2 separate regions of the Homo sapiens genome follow, and region 1 is linked to region 2. Evidence: read pairs that join two places in POLR2A ChIA-PET (ENCODE). Cell type or tissue: GM12878. All regions are shown on one strand. Links, peaks and the distances in the headings refer to the core of each region. The heading gives the core; the rest is flanking DNA.

Region 1 (5,380 bases), core at 141-5,140, 420 kb after region 2:
AAACCTTGAGCTAGACACAGGGTGCTGATTGGTGCATTTACAAACTTTGAGCTAGACACAGAGTGCTGATTGGTGTATTTACAATCCCCTGGCTAGACGTAAAGGTTCTCCAAGTCCCCACTAGATTAGCTAGACACAGAGCACTGATGGGTGCATTTACAAACCTTGAGCTAGACACAGCGTGCTGATTGGTGTATTTATAATCCTTTAGCTAGACATAAAGGTTCTCCAAGTCCCCACTAGATTAGCTAGATACCGAGTGCTGATTGGTGTATTTACAATCCGTTAGCTAGACATAAAGGTTCTCCAAGTCCCCACTAGACTCAGGAGCCCAGCTGGCTTCACTTAGTGGATCCCACACTGGGGATGCAGGCGGAGCTGCCCTCTAGTCCCGTGCTGTGCGCCCGCACTTCTCAGCCCTTGGGTGGTCGATGGGACCGGGTGCCGCGGAGCAGGGGGCAGCGCTCATTGGGGAGGCTTGGGCCGTGCAGGAGCCCACGGTGGTGGGGAGGCTCGGGCATGGTGGGCTGCAGGTCCTGAGCCCTGCCCCGCGGGGAGGCAGCTGAGGCCCGGTGAGAATTTGAACGCAGTGCTGGCAGGCCAGCACTGCTGGGGGACCCGGCACACCCTCCACAGCTGCTGGCCTGGGTGCTAAGCCCCTCACTGCCTGGGGCTGGCGGCGCCAGACAGCTGCTCCGAGTGCGGGGCCCACCGAGCCCACGCCCACCCGGAACTCGTGCTGGCCCACGGGCACCACGCACAGCCCTGGTTCCTGCCCGTGACTCTCCCTCCACACCTCCCCGCAAGCAGAGGGAGCCAGCTCCGGCCTTGGCCAACCCAGAGAGGGGCTCCCACAGTGCAGCGGTGGGCTGAAGGGCTCCGCAAGTGTGGCCAGAGTGGGCGCCAAGAGCAAGCGAGGGCTGCCAGCACGGTGTCACCTCTCAAAATGACTTAGAATGTATACCTGTCATACAACCAGTTTAGCTTGCTTTTCTAAAATGTTTTTAATTTTCAAAATAATGTTTAAAGAAGCCTTACTGAAGTTGATTGTAAAAAATTTCAAACTTTTAAGTGTTGCTAGGGAAATTGAACCGAAAACATATCTGATTATTTTACTCAAACTAGTGAACAGGGTTTAAATAAAGAGGGTGGAGGCTGGGTGCGGTGGCTCATGTCTGTAATCCCAGCACTTTGGGAGGCCCAGGTGGGCGGATCACCTGAGGTCGGGGGTTTGAGACCAGCCTGACCAACATGGAGAAATCCTGTCTCCCCTAAAAATACAAAAAATTAACCAGGCATGGTGGCACATGCCTGTAATCCCAGCTACTCGGTAGGCTGAGGCAGGAGAATTGCTTGAACCTGGGAGGCAGAGGCTGTGGTGAGCTGAGATCGTGCCATCGCACTCCAGCCTAGGCAACAAGAGTGGAACTCTGTCTCAAAAAAAAAAAAAAAAAAAAAAGAGTGTGGAGGACTCTTTTTAACTTTGCTTATGAAGAGAGTTTTGTTTTTTTTTTTTGGGATGACAGTCTGATTCTGGGTATTCATGCCTTCTCATTGGAAAATCACCACTGTGCTTTCTTCTTTTTTTCCATTTTTTTCTTTCATAGTTAGAGATGGAGTCTCACTCTAACTGTAACTGCGGGAGGGTAGTGATGTAATCACAGCTCACAGTACCTCCAGCCTCAGCCTCCCGGTTAGCTAGGACTATAGGCACACATTACCACACCTAGCTAATTTTTTTTTTTTTTTTTTTTTTTTTTAAAGAAACAGGGTCTCACTCTGTTGCCCAGGCTGGTCTTGAACTCCTGGGCTCAAGCAGTCCTCCTGCCTCAGCCTCTCAAAGTGCTGGGATTACAAGCACTGAGCCAGTGTACCCAGCCTTTTTTCTATTTTGTTCTTGTCTTGTATATTTTACATTTTATAGCTTTTCATGTTTCTGAAACCACTTACCACATTTAGGCCAAAAGGCAAAATAATAAAAAATAAAACCAACCTCACCTAAAAAAAAGTTTAAGGATTAAGTATTTCCATATACCAGTGTTGAACAGATTTGAACAATATATTTGATTTTATGCTCTCCAGTTGCTAAAGTGAGGAAAAGAAACAGAATTATATTGTTTTCATGTGCTGACAGCCGGAAGCATGTAAACATCTGCAGAAACCAAACGTTTCCTGGAACTAAGCTTGAGCAGAAATCTATCACGTGGACCTTTGTTTAAAGAACCTTGTGAAAAACCACAGTTATGTAAAAGATCCAGGAGCGCAGTTCATGTGGATTAGATTCTCTAGGAGGCAGAGAGTCTAAGGAGATCAAAGAAAACAACGACTTGGGAAGTGCATGTGCTGAGCGCTGGAGCCAAACTAGCAGAAAGGAGTTTTAGAGGCACTGAATCCAGGCCTCTGGTTTTTGGGGACTGTAGTAAAGAAAGGAGTTGAGGCCTGGTGCAGTGGCTCATACCTTTGGTCCCATTACTTTGGGAGGCTGAGGCTGGAGGATGGTTTGAGGCTGGAAGTTCAAGACCAGCCTGGGCAACAAAGCAAGACCCCTTTTCTAAAAAAAAAAATTAAAAAAAAATGGATGTGATGGTGTGTGCCTGTAGTCCTAGCTACTCAGGAGGCTGAGGCAGTAGGGTCAGGAGGCAGAGGCCGGAGTTGAAGGCTGCAGTGAGCTATGCGGGTACCACTGCACTCCAGTCGGGTGACAGAGCAAGACCCTGACTAAACAAAAAATAACAACAAAAAAGGAGGCAGGGGTTTAGAAAATACCATGATTGTTAACAGGACCATCAGATTTCATTTTTTCTAAAATATTAGATATTGTCAGTGTGGTTTTTATATAGGTGCTGATTCTGTTCTGTTCGTCTTCAAGTAACAAATGCCTGCAGTGGAGATATCTTATTTTGATGATTAACAGGAAGCTTTTAAGCTTTGAAGAAAGCAAACAACATTTTCCATGGACCTTTAAGAGCTGGGCTAATATTTTTGCCCACACAGAACTCTAATTCATTTCAGAGTCAAGGGCAACAATAGAATACTTTTTCAAGGACCTTGCATTTGTTAATACAGGTTTTCATAATAGAAAGCAATTTAAATATTCAGAACTAACGTAACATGGAAGAAACAACTTTTTCCTGAAATATTTGAGAGACAAATATAACAAACAATTCATCTTTACTATGACAATCTCAACGGAAAGACTTCAGTGTGGTCATATTAATGCATTTTCTGTTCCCAGCAGGCAAGTAAGGCAAGGGAAGCATCAGCTCCCAGGCTATTGTAGTCATCCAGATGGAGATGAGGTAGGCTCAGATGGCAGTGGTGGGAGCAGGGAGAAGTAGTTAGAATTCAGATGTAGTTTTAAGATTGAGCCAACAGGGTTTGCTCATGAATTGGGCAGAGGATATGAGGGAAAGAGAAAACTCCATCTTGGAGGATGGAGTTACTGTTTCCTGAGATGAGCAAGCCTGTAGGAGCTTCAGGCGTGGAGCACTAGGGGAACATCAGGAGTTTGGCATGGCATGATGTTAAAAGGGGAATGTCTATTAGACATCCAAGCGGAGATGTCAAGGAGGTGGCTGAAAATATGAGCCTTGAGTTCAGGGAAGAGGTTCAGGCTCTTATTTAAGGTGCTGAGACCCATTGAGATGACCAGGAGGAGAGCGTATAGACAGGAAAGTTTGAGAATTGAGAGTCCTGGGTCGCTCTGGCATTAAAAGGTGGATAATGAGAAGAAGTTTAAGGAATGGCCAGTGAAGGAGGAGGAGAGTCAGTAGGTTGTGGTGTCCTGGCAACCCAGCAAAGAAAGTGCTTAAAGAGGAGAGTGATCAGCTCTGTCTGTGCCGCTGGCAGGTCCAGTAAGAGGAAGACTGAACAGTGAACATTAGATTGAGTGAAAATGGTTTCTGCTGCTTTTTTGCCCAAGTAGTCTTGAATGAATTCAGTTAACCTGTCTCTGGGGATAACAATGGTACTTACCTCATCAGGTGGTGGTGATGAACTGTTTATTTATTTAAAAAAAATTTTTTTTGAGACAGGGTGTAGCTCTGTCACCCAAGCTGGAGGGCATTGGCATGATCACAGCTCACTGCAACCTTGACCTCTTGGACTCAAGCAATCCTTCCGTCTCAGCCTCCTAAGTAGCTAGGACCATAGGCATGCACCACCACACCCAGCTAATTTTTTATTCTTTGTAGAGAAGGAGTCTTGCTATGTTACCCAGGTTAGTATCAAACTGTTGGACTCAAGCAATCCTCCTGCCTTGACCTCTCAAAGTGTTGGCATTACAGGTGTGAGCCACCATGGCCAGCCTATGAACTGTTTAAGTGGATGACCAGCCTAGGCAAGAAAGATGCCATCTCTAAAAAAAAAAAAAAAAAAAAAAGCAAAGAAAAAAAAAAAAAGCTGGATGTTGTGCCATGTGCTTGTGGTCTCAGCAACTCAGGAGGCTGAGGTGGGAGGATCACTTGAGCCCAGGAGTTTGAGGCTGCAGTGAGTTAGATTGCCCCACTACACTCCAGCCTGGATGGCAGAGTGAGACCCTGTCTAAAAATAAACAAATAATGCTCACTTTGGCAGCACATATGCTAAAATTGAAACGATACAGAGAGGAGTAGTGTGGCCCCTGGACAAGGATGACATGCATATTTGTGAAGCATTCCATCTTTTTAAAATTCAATTTTAAAAAATTTTAAAAAGAAATAAGTAAATGGATGAGATAATTCCTTTAAAGCACCTCTTCCTGTACCTGGCTTTTGGGTATTTCACAGTTGAAGACATTGCTGGCTTTAACAATAGCAGTTTTAGGGGAGCAGTGGGGACAAAGCCTGATGGGAATGGGAAGAAAGAACTGGAGACAGTGGATGGAGTCAGCTCTTTTGAGTATTCTTATAAAACTGGATTAGAGAAATGGGGAGTTAATTCGTGGGACCCTGGGGTCAAGAGGAAAGGCCAGTAGGCAAGAAGGCCTCCCTCCCTCCCTCCCTCCCTCCCTCCCTCCCTTCCTCCCTCCTCCCTCCCTCCTCCCTCCCTTCCTAAATCCACAGACCTTCTATGGTGATTGGAATCATCCTGTATAGAGGGAAAAGCTGATGATGTAGTTGGATTTAGGACCATAGATAACAATGGACCAAAATAACTAGATTGTCCTTGCCACCTGCCCCCGCTTCTCAGTCTTTTATTCATTCATTTAACAAATATTTATTGTAGGTTCACAAGGTGCCAAGGACGAAGCTCAGGTGCTGGGAACAGTGGTGGTTAAGGGACTAATCAAACAGGCATGAGCTCTACACCCTCATGAAGTTGTCACAGTCCGGTGGAGATAGGCTTTCTAAAAACACACAAATACAGATTTGGATGAGCACTTTGCAGGAAGAGTACAGAG
Region 2 (5,380 bases), core at 263-5,262:
CAATGAAAGGTACAGTAAATAACCCATTTTATTTCTATTCTAATTGGCACAAAGATAGAACAGTCTGACAGAAAATTAATAAGAACAAGAACCAGGAACTCTAAATAGGCATGAAACCTTATGAAAAGTACTTCTTGTTTATAAATACTAAATCAAATTTCTCATTATTAAAATTAGCATACAATCTGAATTTGCTCCTTATCCAAATTCACCAGTGTTACAAAGGTGACTTTTTTAAAAAAATAGAGACAAGATCCTGCTATGTTACTCTGGTTAATCTTGAACTCTCGGGCTCAAGATGATCATCTCACCTCGGCCTCCAAAAGTGTTGAGATTACAAGCATGAGTTATCGCACCTGGCTAGAAGATTAAATTTTTAAGGCAGTCAATAGTAATGGTACCCTGAATGGAGCATTTACTGCTTTACTGTGATAACTATCTTGCAGAATTATTTCATTTAATTCTCTCAGCAATTTGAGGTAAGTATTCCCATTACCTCCATTTTACAGATAAAGAAACTGATAATTAGAAAGTTTAAATAACTTGCTCAAGATCACTTTTAAAAGAGATCCTGACTCTCAACCACCATCTCACATTCCAACCTCCTAATCACTAGGCTATATAATACCTCCCCTCAGACAAGACAGGAAACAACATCCCACAGGAATTTCCCCTGCTTGTATTTTTCTCTTTTTGTGTTTGTATTGTTCTCAGTATATCTGAGGTTTGTTTAGAATCCAAATAAAACAAACTATTCCTGACAAAATATATTAGTTGGCAGTGAATAGGTCAGAGTCAAAAGAAAGGAGTTAAGCTGAAGGTAAAATATTTGCTGACACCACCCTAATTGATATATTTAAATTGCTGCCAAGAAATTCTTGTTCTAAAGGCTAAAAATAAGTCAGTTAGAGATAGTTTAGTGCTATGCACTAATAAATAAAATAATGGGCCTGGGCTGTGGTATCAGACATAAGGCACATAATCATTTAAACAGAATATATGCCAGACCCCCAATTCATGTATCAGTACATCTGTTTCAAATGCTAGAATTCAGAAGGGCATGAACTTTCCAAAATAATGTTTACACCTAGGTTCTCCAGCTCACAGACTGGGGATTTCTAGTAGCCTAAGGTCTTCAACTCGAGTGTATGAATAGTGGTAAATCATTATCTAAATTCTTAGGAGAACCTTCTGGAGTCACGTTTATAGCAGTCTGCTCAGTCTAGTCCTGAGGAATCCTACATATTCTGGAGTTAGAACTTAGGACTGGAGTTGCCTTGATCAGTCGAGAAGCCTCAATCACTCGCTATGGATAAAGGGCAAGACCTCAAGAACACCTCTATTTTTTCATCCCAGTGAAAAGCACCAGAATTATATATACTCTTTTTTCTTTGAGGTACAGTTCACTTTCAAGAGATAAAAGGTCAAATAATGAAGAAACTAAATTGATATCCCAAAGTGTTATTTTATTCCAAACATAAAAAATAGTATTTATATTACATACAATGGAAAATTTCAATACTATTGCTCAACTCTAAGGCAAATAATAACTGCACCAGCATCAATGGGATTAATATGCATTCACTGACCAGAGGAAAGCTGGGAATTTCCATACTTCAAGACGATTATCTTGGTAAAAAATGAAGCTATCATAAGTTATCCTGATGAAAATGCCCTTGAAAATTCACCCAAGTAAAGGTCTGGGTTCTAGAGACCACCCACTTTATTACAGTCTTGGTATTTTTTTTTTTTTTTTTTTTTGAGATGGAGTCTTCCTCTGTCGCCCAGGCTGGAGTGCAATGGCACGATCTTGGCTCACTGCAACCTCCCCCTCCTGGGTTCAAGCAATTCTGCCTCAGCCTCCCGAGTAGTTGGGATTACAGGCGTGAGCCACCGTGCCCGGCTGATTTATTTATTTATTTATTTATTTAAATTTATTATTATTATTATTTTTTGAGACGGAGTCTCACTCTGTCGCCCAGGCTGGAGTGCAGTGGCGCAATCTCGGCTCACTGCGAGCTCTGCCTCCTGGGTTACCGCCATTCTCCTGCCTCAGCCTCCTGAGTAGCTGGGACTACAGGCGCCCGCCACCACACCCTGCTAATTTTTTGGTATTTTTAGTAGAGATGGGGTTTCACTGTGTTAGCCAGGATGGTCTCGATCTCCTGACCTCGTGATCCTCCTGCCTCAGCCTCCCAAAGTGCTGGGATTACAGGCATGAGCCACCACGCCCGGCCTATTTTTTATTTTTAAAGACAGTCTTTCTCTCTGTCACCCAGGCTGGAGTGCAGTGGCATGATCTTGGCTGACTGCAGCCTCTACCTCCTGGGCTCAAGTGATCCTCCCACTTCAACCTCCTAGGTAGCTAGGACTATGGGCGCACACCACTACACCTGGCTAATTAAAAATTTTTTTTTGTAGAGACGAGGTCTTACTATGTTGCCCAGGCTTGGCTCAAACTCCTGGTGGGCTCAAACATCAGCATCCCAAAGTGCTACGATTATAGGTGTGAGCCACTGTGCCCGGCCTACAGTCTAGTTAATAATTCATTAATACTAAAAGAGAGTATTACTAAATTAAGACTAAAGTGTTTGAGAAAAACTTGAGTTTCAACCAGAAGTTATCTTGAACAATTAAGATAACAAAACTCCCATTTTCAGGAAAGAGATAATCTATCTTCTGTGCTCCCAAAACATTGCCTACCCCATCGCTATTCTCTTGACGACACACAATTCCACAAAGAACGAACTGAGAGGAAAAACTATTTAATCAACAAGTATTATCTCATAGTGTGTATCAGTAAAACAGCCTGCATTCCAAGGCAGTGCTATACAAATTAATTTATTTTGACTGTGTTTCTATTGCTATCTGTTTGCATACTAACACAGCAATTGGTATAATAGTCATTGCAAACTGAACTGCAAAATGATACCTCAAAGCAACCTTGTAGCAGGTTATTAGAAATTTTGCATGATACCTTGAAACTTCATTTGCTCATCTATTTGACTGAAACATCTCACCTGATGTTTCACGTAAAAGAAACCAAAATCCAACCTTCCAAATGCTAGGGCATCTAGCTGGATAAATTATACTGCAATACTTACCCAGAGCTGTAAAATCTGAACCAGATTTGAATAGAGCTGATGCCAGGAGCTGAAACTGTTTAAAAAAAAAAAAAAAAAAAAAGAAGCAGCAAATTAGCTGGCTAAGTGCACTGAAGGAAAATAGCCTTCTATAACTTTGACCATTTATCAGCAACTACGTATTTCTGCATATGTGTGACATAGGTCTATTCACCAAATAGTGGCAAGAAGAACACATTCAGATTACAGAATATAATGACTTTTCTACTAGGCTATTATCATTTTCTAAAATACTGGGCCATGTCCTGGAATTATTTTATTTTAAAAATGTATTAAAGTATGTACTTATTAAGGAACAACAGCACAACAAAATAAAAAAGAAAACTGTCATTTGAATCTAACACATATGAACAGATTGGTGCCCTGGGTCCCGTTACTGAATTTTTAGCATATATGCATTCTCATCTCAAAAATAAACGTAAGCCACTGTAAAATACCTGATGTCTCAGCTGTGTAAATCAAAATCTGAGAAAAAAAGCATGTATAGACCATTCCTAAATTACAACTTAGATTGAGATTCCACAATTATATATAATTATATTGTTAAAACCCAAAGACCTTTTTTAATGGACATAATGTTGTAAATGTTGCTTAGATTTCCAGGCTGTCAGTTAAAGTTAGTTTAAAACAGACAATGTAATTGAACAATGAAGAAACAGAGTAAGACAAAACTATTGCAACATTAGCAATTTAACAAATAGGCACAAAATAAAAAATCTGGAGAACTATTTGTATTTATCTTGAATGAGAATGCAGGAAAAGAGACCAGTTAAAGGAATGAATTAGAGCAGACAAACTCCTCAATGGAGTTACTTGGCACTTCCCAAGACTTGAGCAGTTAGTATCACCAAGTCCTCAGGATATATTTCACATCTATGCTTGCAGCCTTTAACATTTCAGATATTAAATCATACCAACATTTGTAAGCCCTGATTAATGGTCCTTTGAAGATCAGAAATTGTACAAATATTCCATAGGTATTTATCTAAGCAAGAGTTATGAAAAGGGGGGATAAAAAGAAAAATTTAAAAATGTATAGAAGTTCTTTATACATTCTGGGTATCAGTCCTCTGTCAGATATATCTACTGCAAAGATTGTTTAGTATGTGGCTTGTCTATTTATTTATTTTTTGAGGCAGGGTCTCGCTCTGTCACCAAGGTGGGAGTGCAGTGGCGTGATCATGGCTCACTGCAGCCTCAACCTCTTGGACTCAAGCAATCCTCCTGCCTCATTTTTTGACTTTTTTTTTTTTTTGGTAGAGACGAGGTCTCACATGTTGCCCAGGCTGGTCTCAAACTCCTGGTATCAAGCAATCCTTCCTCCTAGGCCTCCTAAAATGCTGGGATTACTGGTGTGAGCCACTGAACCTGGCAATGTCTATGTTTTTAAAAGTCCTTTAATGAGCAGAAATTTTAACTTTTTTGAAGTCCAATTTATCCATATTTTTCTTCGATGATTACTGCCTTTAGTTCATGTCCAAGAAATCTTTACCTATCCCAATGTTGTGAAGATAATCTCCTATGTTTTCTTCCCAAAGCCTTATTCTTTTGGATTTTATATTTAGACCTGTAATCAATCTTAAATTAATGTTTCAGTAAACAGTGAGAAAGGTTTGAGATATCCAGTTATTCAGTATCATTTGTTAAAAACTTTCTTTTCCCCGTTGGACTTGGTACCCTGGTCAAAAAACAACTGACCACATACGTATGGGTCTACTTCTGGACTCTATTCTGTTGTACTGATCCATTTGTCTATCCTTAAGCCAGTACCACACTGTCTTGATTATTGTGGCTTTATACAGAGTCCTGAAATCAGATAGCATAAAGCTTCCAATTTTTTCTTTTTTCAAAATTGTTTTGGCTAGTCTAAAACCTTTGCATTTCCATGTAAATTTTATAGTAGTTTGTCTATTTCCTCAATGACAACAACAACAAAGACCAAACTTACACTGCATTAAAATAAAGGCCAATTTGGGGAAAATGGGCAGCTTTAAACAATTTTTAGTGTTTCAATCCATAAATATATCTCTCCATTTATCAAGGTCTTCTTTAATTTCTTACAACAGACTCATTCTACCCATTTGATATGTCTGATGCTAATATAAACTATGCTTTTCATTTTCTAATTGTTCACTGCTAGTATAAAAATTGCTAATAATTGCTTTTTTTTTCTATTGACCTTGTATTTTTGTAATCTTGCTAAATTCACTTGTCCTAGTATATTGTTTTGTAGACAC

Evidence for each region. ChIA-PET counts read pairs that join two places held together with the same protein. Peaks named below come from ENCODE experiments on the same cell type or tissue, not always from the same donor. Only the 100,000 strongest peaks of a DNase experiment are listed, where the experiment ranks them.
Region 1: POLR2A ChIA-PET joins it to region 2 with 13 read pairs; 3 of 35 experiments call an interaction of 5 or more read pairs at or near these places.

Annotation. Positions count from the first base shown.
Region 1 is chr7:131,054,172-131,059,551 of GRCh38, reverse strand. The region is part of intron 2 of LINC-PINT (long intergenic non-protein coding RNA, p53 induced transcript); the gene reads left to right. It also overlaps the pseudogene RNU6-1010P. Among named protein-coding and RNA genes, the nearest start is that of LINC-PINT, 53 kb to the left of the region's middle. RefSeq lists cis regulatory regions at 256, 285, 443, 591, 2,245 and enhancers at 184-328, 213-357, 371-515, 519-663, 2,173-2,317 and 1 more. In GM12878, for the core only: no CTCF peak of the experiment used is centred there; a DNase peak (open chromatin) is centred at 2,201.
Region 2 is chr7:131,476,402-131,481,781 of GRCh38, reverse strand. It overlaps MKLN1 (muskelin 1), which reads right to left. Exons shown (of 18, transcript NM_013255.5): 17 at 3,105-3,159. Among named protein-coding and RNA genes, the nearest start is that of PODXL, 78 kb to the left of the region's middle. In GM12878, for the core only: no CTCF peak of the experiment used is centred there; no DNase peak of the experiment used is centred there.